2 separate regions of the Homo sapiens genome follow, and region 2 is linked to region 1. Evidence: chromatin contacts called from ENCODE Hi-C data. All regions are on one chromosome and are shown on one strand. Each heading gives the region's core, a stretch centred on a gene start or an enhancer-like site at or near the end of the contact. The rest is flanking DNA. Distances are from core to core; before and after follow the strand shown.

What was found. Hi-C counts contacts between places; a loop is a spot of excess contacts on that map. Pooled maps may share reads with other maps.
Region 2: a map with no recorded cell type shows a loop between it and region 1 (6-fold over the local background). The contact joins the promoter of ADGRF4 here to the enhancer-like site in region 1. A Hi-C loop is called at or near these places in 1 of 168 maps with a recorded cell type or tissue (mammary epithelial cell), 4 of 37 single-sample maps with no recorded cell type and 7 of 50 pooled maps.

Annotation. Positions count from the first base shown.
Region 1 is chr6:47,411,625-47,417,995 of GRCh38, reverse strand. No RefSeq gene overlaps it. Among named protein-coding and RNA genes, the nearest start is that of CD2AP, 63 kb to the left of the region's middle. RefSeq lists enhancers at 3,295-3,344, 3,847-3,906, 3,917-3,966. Within about 2 kb of position 3,320, at least 12 of the 41 ENCODE cell types and tissues checked have a DNase peak (open chromatin) inside an H3K27ac peak, as active enhancers do.
Region 2 is chr6:47,694,833-47,701,203 of GRCh38, reverse strand. It overlaps ADGRF4 (adhesion G protein-coupled receptor F4), which reads right to left and starts at 2,624. Exons shown (of 10, transcript NM_153838.5): 1 at 2,410-2,624. It also overlaps the pseudogene ADGRF2P.

The DNA.
Region 1 (6,371 bases), core at 2,071-4,570:
GCAAGACTCTGTCTTGAAAAAAATAAATAAATAAAATAAAATAAAATAAAAATGGGCAAAAACTTGAATTGACATTTCTACAAAGAAGATATATAAATTGGCCAATAAACAAATTAAATCATCGTTTGTTTGCTCATCATTAATAATTAAGGAAATTCCAATTAAAACCACAATGAGCTACCACTTTATGCCCATTAAGATGACTACAATAAAACAAACAAGCAAATAACAACAACAACAAAACAAACCCCTAAAAGTAGCAAGTCTTGGCAGGGAGAGAGAGAAATTGGAATCCTTGTGCATTGCTCGTGAAAATGTAAAATGGTGTGGTCACTATGGAAAACAGTGTAGTGGTTCCTTAAAAAGTAAAAATAAAATTACCACATAATCCAGCAATTCCATTTCTGAGTATATACCCCCAAAAAATTGATAGCAAAGAGAGACTTGAACAGACACTTGTACACCAATGTTCATAGTAGCATGATTTACAATAGCCAAAAGGTGGAAGCAACCCAAATGTCCATCAATGACTAAATGGGTAAACAAAATGTAGTATATACATACGATGAAATATTATTCAGCTTTAAAAAGGGATGAAATTATAACAGATGCTACATCATGGGTGAACTGTGAAGATATTATGCTATGTGAAATAAGCCAGATAGAAAAGGAAATGTATGATTCCATTTACATGAGGTACTTAGAATAGTCAAATTCATAAGGAAGGAAAGTAGAATGGTGGTCACCAGGGGCTGAGAGAAGGAGAAATGGGGAGTTTCTGCTTGATGGGTGTAGAGTTTCACTTTGGGGTCATGAAAGACTTCTGGGGATGCATGGTGGTGATGATTGCACAACAATGTGAATGTACTTGATGCCACCGAACACTTAAACATGGTCGAAATGCTAAATTTTATGTATATTTTACTGCAATAAAAATGCATTTTTATATATTATTAATTTGGATTTTACTAAAAGCAGACACTGTGAGACAAGAATTTGAGAGTAATTAGTTTATTTGGTATTGAAATAGGTTTTGCAAAGATTACGACAGTGAGAGAAATCTAACATGGCTGACTCCATCTTGCTTTTGGCTTCACAGGCTGGCTGTCTTTGATCATTCTGGGCATAGGACAAGCTAACTATGGGAGGAATTTAGTCTATAGTTTAACTTGAAAGCAAGGATGATAGTAGCCCTTCCCTGGAACTAACCACTCCTTGCTCAAGGGTGGAAAACTAACAAAAGGCCATGAGGCTAAGATTATAGAAGGCCCTGAAGTCTGCTAATATGTAGGCGTAGTTTCCATAATCATTTACTGCTCAGGAGTCATGTAGCCAGAGGTCACAAAATTTGTGACTTTCCCAATTGCTCCCAAAGATAACATGACTATTGTAAAACCTAAGAGTGGTCTTTTGAGATATTTTTCAGGTTTTTGCACTGCAGCAACTGACTGACCCTACCAGACCTGTGACTCATGACTTAACTGGTCCTGTGACCCCCACCTCTCAGAGGCTGACTTAAGGCTTGAGCACCATCTCCCACACCCCAATAATTTCACTTCCAACCAATCAGCTGTATCAATTCCCTAGCCCCCTGCCCACCAAATTATCCATAAAAACCATAGGGTCTGAGTTCTAAGGGAGACTGATTTGAGTGATAGCTCCACTTCTTCTGCCTGGCCAGCTTTTTGTTAATTAAACTCTTTCTTTACTGCAATACCATGGTCCCAGTGAATTGGTTTTGTCTGTGCCGCTGGCAGGAAGAACCTGTTGGGTGATTACAGTATCTCAAGAAATACTGTTAGTGAGTGGGCAAGAGAGGCAAGGAATTGAAGACTAATAAATGGTCTGTGTTATCAAGCCAGTTACTGTAATGGACAATTGGAACTTAATCCAGCTGGCAACTCTGGAGATCCAGAATAACACAAACCTCAGAGCTATTTCCTCAGTGGGGTGAATGAGCTGAAGTCTTGCCTCACCAGTTCCCATCAGTCATTTTTTAAGGAATACTTCCCAGATATCTGTTCATTTCCCTAAGCCTGGTGCAGCAAAGTGCACTCCAGTGGTCAGAGAAAATCTTTGGGCAAAGGGACCCTGATGCTGGCAGGTGGACATCATAAAGGCTGAGACATTGGCAGCATCTACCTTTATTTATTTATTTATTTATTTTTTACAGACAGGATCTTTCTCTGTCACCTCTGCTGGTGTGCAGTGACATGATCACAACTTACTGCAGCCTTGACTTCCTGGATTCAAGCAATCCTCCTGCCTCAGCCTTCCTAGTAGCTGGGACAACAGGCATGTGCCACCATGCCTGGCTAATTTTTTTATTTCATTTTATTTCTTTATTTTTTGTAGAGATGAGATCTTGTTGGGTTGCCCAGGCTTTGATAATATATTTAATTTAGACTTTTTTCTCTCTACTAATTCAAACCAGACCAGCATTAATTAATTTAAATTGGAAAATATTTCTTGATTATGCAGATCTTGAATAGCATACTATAGAACATATGGAATGTGCAGTATATATTAGACATCATGCCATACCCTTCCTGTGACTGCCCGTGTCTCTAGCCTGTAGCATGGTCAGCTTTGGACCAAGTCTTCACTTTGCAATGGACTCTTCATCCCCCACTCTAGTAAGAAAGAGCACACAATGGCCTTTCTTTTTGAGGAAGAAAAACTTGGGTGGAAAATCTGGGTTTTCTTCCAAATGTCATTAAATATCATTTAATTCATTTTGTATCCTCAAACATTCCACATATATCAACAGCTTTTCCTGTAAATATTAAATAAAAGGAGGTAAGAAAAAACAGGAGGCAATGGCAGTGGAGAAATCTCTTGGAGGAAAGCTGAGAGCACAGTCCCCGTGACTGAGAGTTTCAGAGGGTTGGCAGAGCCATGAAGAACAAAGTGAAACTGTGGCTGTCGAGCAGTGAGAATGATCAAGGCTTTTATTTACATTCCAGTGAAATCTAGGGACAACTCTCATTGTGCGACTATTTATGGTGGAATTGTTTGAAACTTTGCAACTTTCTCTTTGGTGTTTTTACCCACTTCCTGTTTCTTGTTGTGATTAACAGTAAAACGAAACCTAATCACACAAAAAGCTTTTAGGAAACCATAAACCGGTAATATGGTTTCAAGGTGATCTTGGGGTCACATAAATTCTTCTGATGCCTCGGGCGCTGGAGAAGATGAAAATCTTTATGGAAACACCACTGAAAATGGAAGCCGATGGTCCCACCTCAATAACAAGGGAATAAGGAGCTTACCACACCTTTTATCCTTGACACCCATTGGGCTACAAGTTTCCAGTCTGGCTTACAGCTGAAGAAATTTCCACCACGTAGACAATGGGAAGACAAGAAAATGGTCTGTTGGCATGCTAAGTTGAAATCAAAACCTTCTCCATGGAAACGTTTTGAAACGTTATGTTTAGATTCTAAGGTGCTGACAGTAAAGTTGCAGTTTAAAGAGGTTTTATGGTCTGAAGACGGTAAATAGTAAATGCCTTACCATTTCTCGCTTTTGAGACCTAATCCATTTTTATGTCAAGAAATTCCGTATATGTAAGATTTAGTGAGTGCAAAGAATGTCAGCAACCATTGTGGAGATTTTGCATTCTGTCTGCCTGCCTGGCTTGTATTCTTAGATGCACGTATACATTTAAACATGTATAAACTTATACATGCCCTTCCTGAGGTAAGAATACTTGACTGAAAACTGTGGTATATAGGAATAAGTTATTCAAACTAATTGTGTACTTAATCCTATACAACCCTTTTCTCTCATCTCAGAAGAGGACTGTCTTGGGTTGGTGTTGCCATCTAGTGGCCAATATGGGAAACTGGCAAATGCATGACTTCTTCCTTTTCCTTCTTTCTTCCTCTCTCATTAGCGTGAAGAACTTGGTATACACCCGACCTTCTTTCAGATACTCATCATGAACAGCTTAGCAAAAGCCTCTAAAGATAATGTCTTTCTTACACAGATGGATAGACACAACACACACACAGACAACACACACACACAGACAACACACACACACAAACTCTCTCTCTCTCTTTCAAGCCCCTTTCACTTACAACCTTCCCTCCCAACTGTTGCTAATTGTATCTGTCTGGGTCTCCCACAAGGCAATTTTGTCATCTGCATTCTCTCTCCTTCTTGTTGTTGTTAATTTGTGAACCCCTTCACTCAAATTAATAAAAGCCGTATTTTTTTTATTTTTTATTTTTTGTGAGGCAGAGTCTCTCTTTGTCACCCAGGCTGGAGTGCAGTGGCACAATCTCAGCTCACAGCAACCTCCACCTCCTGGGTTCAAGTGATTCTCCTGCCTCAGCCTCCTGAGTAGCTGAGATTAGAGGCATGCACCACCATGCCCAGCTAATTTTTGTGTTTTTAGTAGAGACACGGTTTCACCATGTTGGCCAGGCTGGTCTTGAACTCCCGACCTCAGGTGATCTGCCCGCCTTGGCCTCCCAAAGTGCTGGGATTACAGGCATGAGCTACCACATCTGGCCAAAAGCCATATGTTTTCCGAAGTAATTGGACACGCTGAAACTAATGTTGTAAACTTTAAAACTTTTGTGGAGCCCCAGAAGTGTCCTTTTAGAATCTCTAAAAGGTTTACAGGGAGTTCCTTCTTACCTCTCAATTAGATAGAGCTGCTTTTGTCAATTGCCAGTATTTAAGGCAAAATTTTAAAATCACTTAATGTATTTGTACTTGCTTACATTTGCCAAAGTAAAACTGGTAGGGCAAGCCAAAAACTAATAAAAATGATTTTCTGTGGGGATGGGAGAGAACGGGGTCTAGGACAGGAATAGAAGAGAGACTTCTCTGTTTATAGTTTGTTTTTAAAGATAGCTTTTTTGGTGAATAAAATTCACTCGTTTAAAGCTTACAACTCAGTGATTTTTATTTTTATTTATTTATTTTTTAGAGACAGCGTCCCCTCTGTTGCCCAGTGGAGTACAGTGAAGTGATCATAGCTCACTGAAGCCTCAAACTTCTGGGATCAAGTGATCCTCCTGCCACAGCCTCCAGAGTAGCTGGAACTACAGGCATGCACCACCACACCAGGCTAATTTTTATTTTTATTTTTGTAGAGATGAGGGCTCACTATGTTGCCCAGGCTGGTCTTGAATTCCTAGCCTTAAGCCATCCTCTTGCCTTGGCTTCTCAAAGCATTGGGATTACAGGTGTGAGCTACCATGTGTGGCCAATTCAGTGACTTTTTAGCAGACTTATAAAGTTATATGACCATCACTACAATCTAATTTTAGAACATTTTCTTCAGCCCAAAAAGAAACTTTGCCCTCACTTACAGTCACTTCCCATTCCCACCCCATGCCTCAAACTCCTGGGCTCAAGTGATCCTCCCACCTCAGCCTCCTGAGCATCTGGGACCACAAATGTGTGTTACCACACCTGGCTAACTTTTATAAAATAATGTTTTTTGTAGAGATGGAACCTTGCAATATTGCCCAGGCTGGTCTTGAACTCCTGGCCTCAATCAGTTCTCCCACCTCAGCCTCTCAAAGTGCAGGGATTACAGGCATAAGTCACTGTGCCCAGCCAATAATAATGTTTTAATATCGGCCTATTAATTGTAAGAAATATACCATACGAATGCAAGATGTTAATAACAGAGGAAATTAGTAAATGAGATATATAGAAACTCTCTGTCCTATCTTCACAAGTTTTCTATGACTCAAAAAGTATTCTGAAATCAAAAGTTTATTTTAAAAGCCTATCTTTCCTCCATTGAATTGCTTTTTTATTTTTGTCAAAAATCAACCAGGCATATTTATTTAGGTCTTTTTCTGAGTGCCTTTTTCTGGCCCATTGATATATGTGTCTATACCTCTGCCATTACCACACAGGTTTGCTTACCGTTTTTATATAATGTCTTGAAACTGGGTAGACTGATATTTCCCACTTTATTCTCCTTTTTCAAAATTGTTTTAGCTAGTCTAATTTCTTTGCCTTTCCATAAATTTTAAAACAGTTTTGTCTAAATCTATTTAAAAAATCTGGTTAGGCTATTGATAGGATTTGCTATTTGTGTATCAATTTTTCTACCTGTTCAAATGGGGAGAAGCAACATCTCTATTATATTGAGTCTTTTAATACATGAACATGATATGTCTCTCCATTTATTTAGATATTCTTTGATTTCTTTCATTAGCATTTTGTAGTTTTCAGCATACAAGTCCTGTCTTGTCTGTTAGATTTATACTTAAGCATCTTATTTTGGAAGAGCAATTGTCAATGGTACTGTATTTTAAAAATTGGTATCCATGTGTATAATTGATTTTTGTATCTTTATTTTGTATCCTATGATGTTGCTGAACTCATGTATTAGT
Region 2 (6,371 bases), core at 1,375-3,874, 280 kb before region 1:
AGAAAAAGATAACATTTGCTGGTCATTACAAAGAAAATAACATTTGCTGGCCTCAGAGAGTTACAGGCAAACACAGCTAGACCTGATTGTCCCAGGGTGAATGTGTCTAAGGATCTACCTCTCCATCAAGTTTACAGTAATCAGCGACTTTCACACCGCTGCCTAAATTCTAATCACAATGGGTCAACAGAGCACAACAATTTGTGCTCTTCCCCCCCAGAGCCTGAGAGAAATTAGGCCACACCTAGTGAAATAGGCAAAAAAATGTAAACACCTGATGTTTCTCTATCCTCAGCACCCAGCAGAGGATAAGATACAGAATAGACACTCAGTAAACATTTGTTGTATAAGTGAATGAATTGGGAAATGATTCCTGCAGAGTGACATCAGCATCTGAAGTTTTTGCTTTAAAATCATGAGGCAACTTTTCTATCTCAGAGGGTCAGGTGAGCACGTTTGCAACTCTAGATGATTTTGGAACCTGGTGACTTAAGTAGATGCCAGTCCTACTGTGGACCTCCTCTTTATTGTACTGCCTGGAGCCTTATGTGAAAAAAGAATTGAGCAGGAAATAATGCCATGCCAGGTTAGGGATGTCCGCCATGGGCACAAGAGGGTGTCATAACAATGCATGTGTCTTTTTCCACACTGTCTCCATAAGTCAGAACTAATAAAACCCTATTTCTCCAGACAGACCCAGATGACCCCAGCTGTTCTGAAACACCATCTCCTATTTGTCCCATCTTGCTTGTACCTGGAGCAGATTTTCTGAATGAGTTGGAATTTAAAACTACAGTGAGTCTGTCTGGGTACTGGAGCTTCTTTCTGAAACATGCCAGATGGAATTGTAGGGGATGACTCACACAGACTGAGTACTCCCTACCCGTCTGAACACGCTGAGTGCGGCCTGACATCAGGACTCCCAAAGAAAATTTTAAAAGGTCAGCTGGGAACTGTAAGTGTAGTCAGTCAGGAAGGAATGCATCAGAAGGTGTGATCTCGCAAACCTGTTCATGCAAAACACCCTAAGGTGAATGGCCAAGAATATTTGTGAATCAAGGAAATACTTTCCCAAAGGGTTCCTCTCCCCGGAACTGTACCACAAGGTGAGAGGGAGTGCCTCTTCTCACTTTTTTGCCAGTCTTCAAGGTGGCAATTCGCCTCTTACTCCCAGGCCAGACCATTGTCTGATGGGAACAACCAATCCAAAGAGGTTAACTAGAGGGCAAGGAACCTAAGAGTTAAGTGACCCACATTTTGGGGGGGGGGGTGTGTCGTCTGTGTGTGTGTGTGTGTGTGTATGTGTGTGTGTGTTGTTCCCCTAATTCTATAACTGTCTGTCTGTTTCCTCTGTTCCAGTAGTATAATTAGAACTCTGATTATAACATCAGATGGATAAACGAGTTGTTTATGTGTTTAAGACCCAGTATCTCTTGCCCTCATAGCAGAATCTATTTAGTTACCCTTAGAGTTCTCCCTTGCCATGGAAGAAATGCTTCACATAGAGCCTTGGGGGAAAGAAAGATAGAAAAGAACTATTAGAATCAGAAACATCTCATCTTTAGCTACTTTAGATGGCTTCCAGCCAATCTGTTTGTAGCCCAGCATCTCTTCTAAAAATTGGAATCTGGATTCAGATTCTGATAGGTTTCAAGAATCACATAATTTCAGAGTTGGAAGACAATTTCAGAGTTAGAAGACATCTAGATATCTCACCAACTATCTTGATACTTATAAAATTTTAAAGAAATTTATACGCCCAGCAATTGCCTCTGGTCCATGAAGAAAGCTCATGATGTGCTGACACTGAAAAACAAACAAACAAACAAATAAACAGCACCTAATGATGCAACACTTTAGACCTCTCACAACTGTCTTCAGAGTATAAGGAATATAGACCTTCAAGTAGCATAGAATTGGCCACTTGAAACAAGGGAAGATGCCTTTGCAAAAACGTGTTTGGCAGTAACTGGAGAAATGTTTTTTTAAATTGATACAATGATAGCTTTTTCAGGCTCACTAAAAGAAGAAACTAATCAAGAACACTTTTAAAACAACATCCAGCTTTACATTCAGTCTAAAAGACAGGTATTGAAATTTATCAAGCAAGGGGACAATGCAGGGACAGTGAGTTTATTTGCCTGACAGGATACTTTGCATTTTCACTCCTAGGAGTGAGCCATTAAAGCCTGACAAACAACTCTTAAAGAAAAACAAACGTAAAAGAGGCTTAGGAAATACTCCAACCTTGAGCTAGCCAATTTCTAAATCATGTTAGAGAAGTTTCCAGAAGAATCAAGCATTCCAGAAAATACCATCATATATCACGCATTTCCCCCTCCTGGAATATGTGCAAAAACAAGCCTTTCTTCAACAGGAAAATGGTGCTGGTGTAGGACATCTACTCACGGCATCCAGGAAGTAGATCTAGCAGCCCAGAGGTGGAGAATCACCCAGCAGGAAGGTCAGAGCTCAGCTCCCTAGCATGATGCCTCACCATCACGTGGCACCTCCCACGGTCCCTGGTCAGTGGCTGTGATCTGTCTTCTCCATTTTTGAAATGGGAGTCCAAGGGGCCCAGTGAGAACTGACTGCCTGTTGCGAGAAGCCGATCTGAGAACTGTAAAGTTACCCACAGTTTCAAGGCTTGTGCAAGTCTGTGATTCACTCCACTATGGGTCCATGAAGCACGCCTAAGAGAAATTACAGGTTTCTCCTGTCTGAAGCAAATCCATTAAAGTGAGTCACTTGTTTGTCTTTCAGTTCTTCATCCTTATCTCAGATGATTGCATGAGACTCTGCTTGCATCTGCTGCACTGGGATAATTGGAAGGAGGGTGATAAAATGCAAGGTTATGCCACTATTGTTGATGATTTTTAAAGGCTGATACTTTTTTTTTTTGCCTGTTCTGATGTTGAACTTGGAGGAAATTGGCTGATAAACTGGTGCATCAATTGTGATCTAATTCCTAACCTAGCAACAGAGAGATTTCTGTTTTATTTTTGTAATGACCGGGACAAGGAGTTCTCACTGAGCCACTACATGACTGTGGTAATTCAGACACAGAAGACACTGTGTCCACTTGTGGGGAATGCACACGGTTTGACTTTGGACAGGGGAGCCAGTTTGCATTGTTCTGCTAACCACCAAACAGTCCCACACATCCTAGTTCTACTGTTGTCTACTCACAGGCCTTCCTTCCCCAAAGATCTAAAGCAAACCCTCATTTAGATATTTCCAGGAGAAATGTGGACAATAAGGAGAGGTAAGTGAGGAGGCAGTTTTGTTATGGGTTTTATAGCAATGAAGGTCAAGGAGGTGCTGTTTATGGAAATGGGTCAGCTCCATTTAGGTCAGTAGTTAAGAAATGGCTCATTTGGGAAGTGGAAAAGCCAATATCAAGCCATTGTGTAATCAAAGGACTTTTTATTGCACATATTTACCGAACATACTCTATGTACAAGGCACCATGCTCTGCACTATGGGCATACAAAAGTGAGTAACACAGTGAGTAACAAAAGTGAATACCCCATTCCCCAAAACATATACATATGCACACAAAAAGACCAAAAGGAAATAAACAATATAACACAAAAGTGAAGGACATAGATTATAAAATTACAGGAAATCAGGTGGGGAGAATCAGCGCTTCTGGTTGGACCAATCAGGGAAGAATTCTTGAAGAAGGCAGAAAGTGAGGGAGAGCTCAGGCACACGTGCAGTGAGCAGATCCCTGTGATGTGTACTCTTTCCTGGCCAGGTAACTGTGTATTATGACCACAGTAATGAATGAAAGGATTTTTCAATGGTAAGCTCAACAGATTTTGCTGGCTGATACCCCTAATGTTGAACAGACCAAATCAAATGCTTAACTCTTTAATTTGGAAGTCAGTGAACTAGTTCCCATGAGGGTGTCTTCAGCCAAACTTATGCATGGGGTCATGGCTGTGTGTTTGCTTGTGTTTGCATGTGGGTGGGTGGGTTCATGTATTCACAGGACTCTAATTTAAAAAAAACAACTAAAACTAACATGTGAATTTGAATGAGCAATTATTATGAGCCAAGTACTATACTACTTTACCTACATTTATCCACTTAAAGTCTCAGGGATTTAAATGGCTTTCCCAAGAATCATTATGTATTAAGTCTGATACTTAAAAATCTGCCTTGGATACTATCAGTACCAATTTCTCCTAGAGTCACCTGACCAAATCACTTTCTTGGTGCGGTGTCAGCAGGAAACTGAATGTGTCTCTACCCAGGGTCATCCAGAGTCAACCTAATCCATGCAGTTCCTTGACATTTTTCAAGATGGTGTAGAGTGGGCTTTGGGATGCAGGAGAGAGGGCATAGCTTCTTCCAGGAATTCCCAAATAATTCCAGAGTTTTTCTCTAAGCATCCTTGGGGTTTCTTGGTTAATGATGAAGCTAAGGTGGGGTTTCTTTCCAACCATCCTGTCTCAGGGAGTGAGTATAGCTGAGTAGTGAGTACTTCCATAATAGATGTGACTGCTCAAGACACAAAGCAAATGCTAGGCCAATCCCTCCCTCTCTCCCTAGTGCTCAGAGCTGTTATCTGTGAAATGAAGCAATTGGAGTTCATCTTTTATAAAATTTGTCCAGAGTTACCATCCTATAACTATATTTGCTTCATGAAATTCCATTTTCACTTCAATATATGGACTCTGGGTAAGTGACATCTCTTTGTACCTAAGCCTGCATTGAGGAAAACCAGGACTATGTCTATCTCACCCCTTCTCTTGAAAAGAACATACAAATCTATTGGTAAATGGTAAATTAAAACCACTCTCTGACTTTATTTGTGAAGGATGCTTTTGTTGTCCCAAGATAAGCAATGCCATTTGAAAAATGACTATTTCTCCAGGTTGATGCATTTTTTTTAACTTCAGATTGATGCTTTTTGTCTGCTCAAACTTTCCTACTTATAGGAAGATTATTTGTAATAAGAAACAAAGAAAGAAAGAAAGAGAGAGAGGGAGAAAAAAAGAAAGAAAGAGAAAGGGAGAAAGAGAGAGAGAGAGGGAGGGAGGGAGGGAAGAAGGAAGGAAGGAAGGAAGGAAGGAAGGAAGGAAGGAAGGAAGGAAGGAAGGAAGGAAGGAAGGAAGGAAGGAAGGGACTGCACTCATACCTAAGGTGAGCCCCACTTTCTCCTTTGTAATGAAACGTCATCAATACTGACTTCTTGTTGGGATAATTAAAGGCTGCCCATTGCCCCTTTGCCTTCATCCACTAGTTAGATGCTGCTGCAGTCATCTATGTCCTTGCTTTGTAAAGAGGTTTTTTTTTTTTCCTCAAAGAGCTTCTACCTACAATACTGTTCTATCAGGTAACACCTGGTTTGAATGTTGAATTTGTTTACATACAGGTTAAGAAAAAGAGCAGCTCTGAATTGGAAATGTGATATTTCCTCTCTCCAATCCCAGGTATCAAAAAAGCATATTGTTGGTGAGGATTGACCTTACATTGTCAGTGTAGGCAGAAGATCTTTCAGTGTCTATATGGTCTTGAAGAGGAAGTACAGGGCTGGGAGCCAGCACACTTGGGTTTCTACCTCTGGCTCAGTCCTCGATTAGCATTGACTCACAACTCCAGACTTCCATCTCCTTAACTGAAAATGGTCATCTTTCTGTCTCAAAAGCTCTATGCTTTTCCCCTTGGTTCATGGCCAAGGAAGTTGTATCTAAGCCTAAACCAAGTTGACAATCCAATCTATTTAAATTTGAAAAAGTGGATATACTGGCAGTGGATTCCTTTTGAAAAAAAAAAATAATCTGCAATGTCCTACTTAGAGTCAGCCCAACTCTTTGTGACTATTCATGAGGCTCCTCCCTCAGCAACACACAGAATCCAGCCAGGTGAAATCTCAGGCCGCCTTTTCCAAGATGAGACAGAGGTTGCTTTCTGAAGACAAATGTGACCCAACAGCATAGAGATGGAAGCCCCAACAAAAACCACGGTTGTGGCCCCCTTTGTCTTTTTGTTTGCTGTGGCTGCCCAGCATGACATATGTAGCTATGTACAGTTGATGGACGAGAAATGTTTAGTAGCACAGAACAGCTTAGACAGAGGAGCCTTTCATCCTTTCTGCACATCACGCCCTCCTCCATCAGCACCACATGTGTGAGCTTCCTACATATTCTCCAGAAGCAAGAAGACAGGAATGAGCACATTTCTCCTTTGGGCTCTGCCATTCCTGAAATATACAACCCTGTCAAGAACAGAAGATCACAGCTTTAATGTACAGGTAGCAAGATTCATAGGCTTTACAACATCTGCATTATAAGCTCACTGTCTTGAACAATGAGCCCATTTGGGTACATCCCTTATGGCCGATGGAGAGTCTCCTCCCT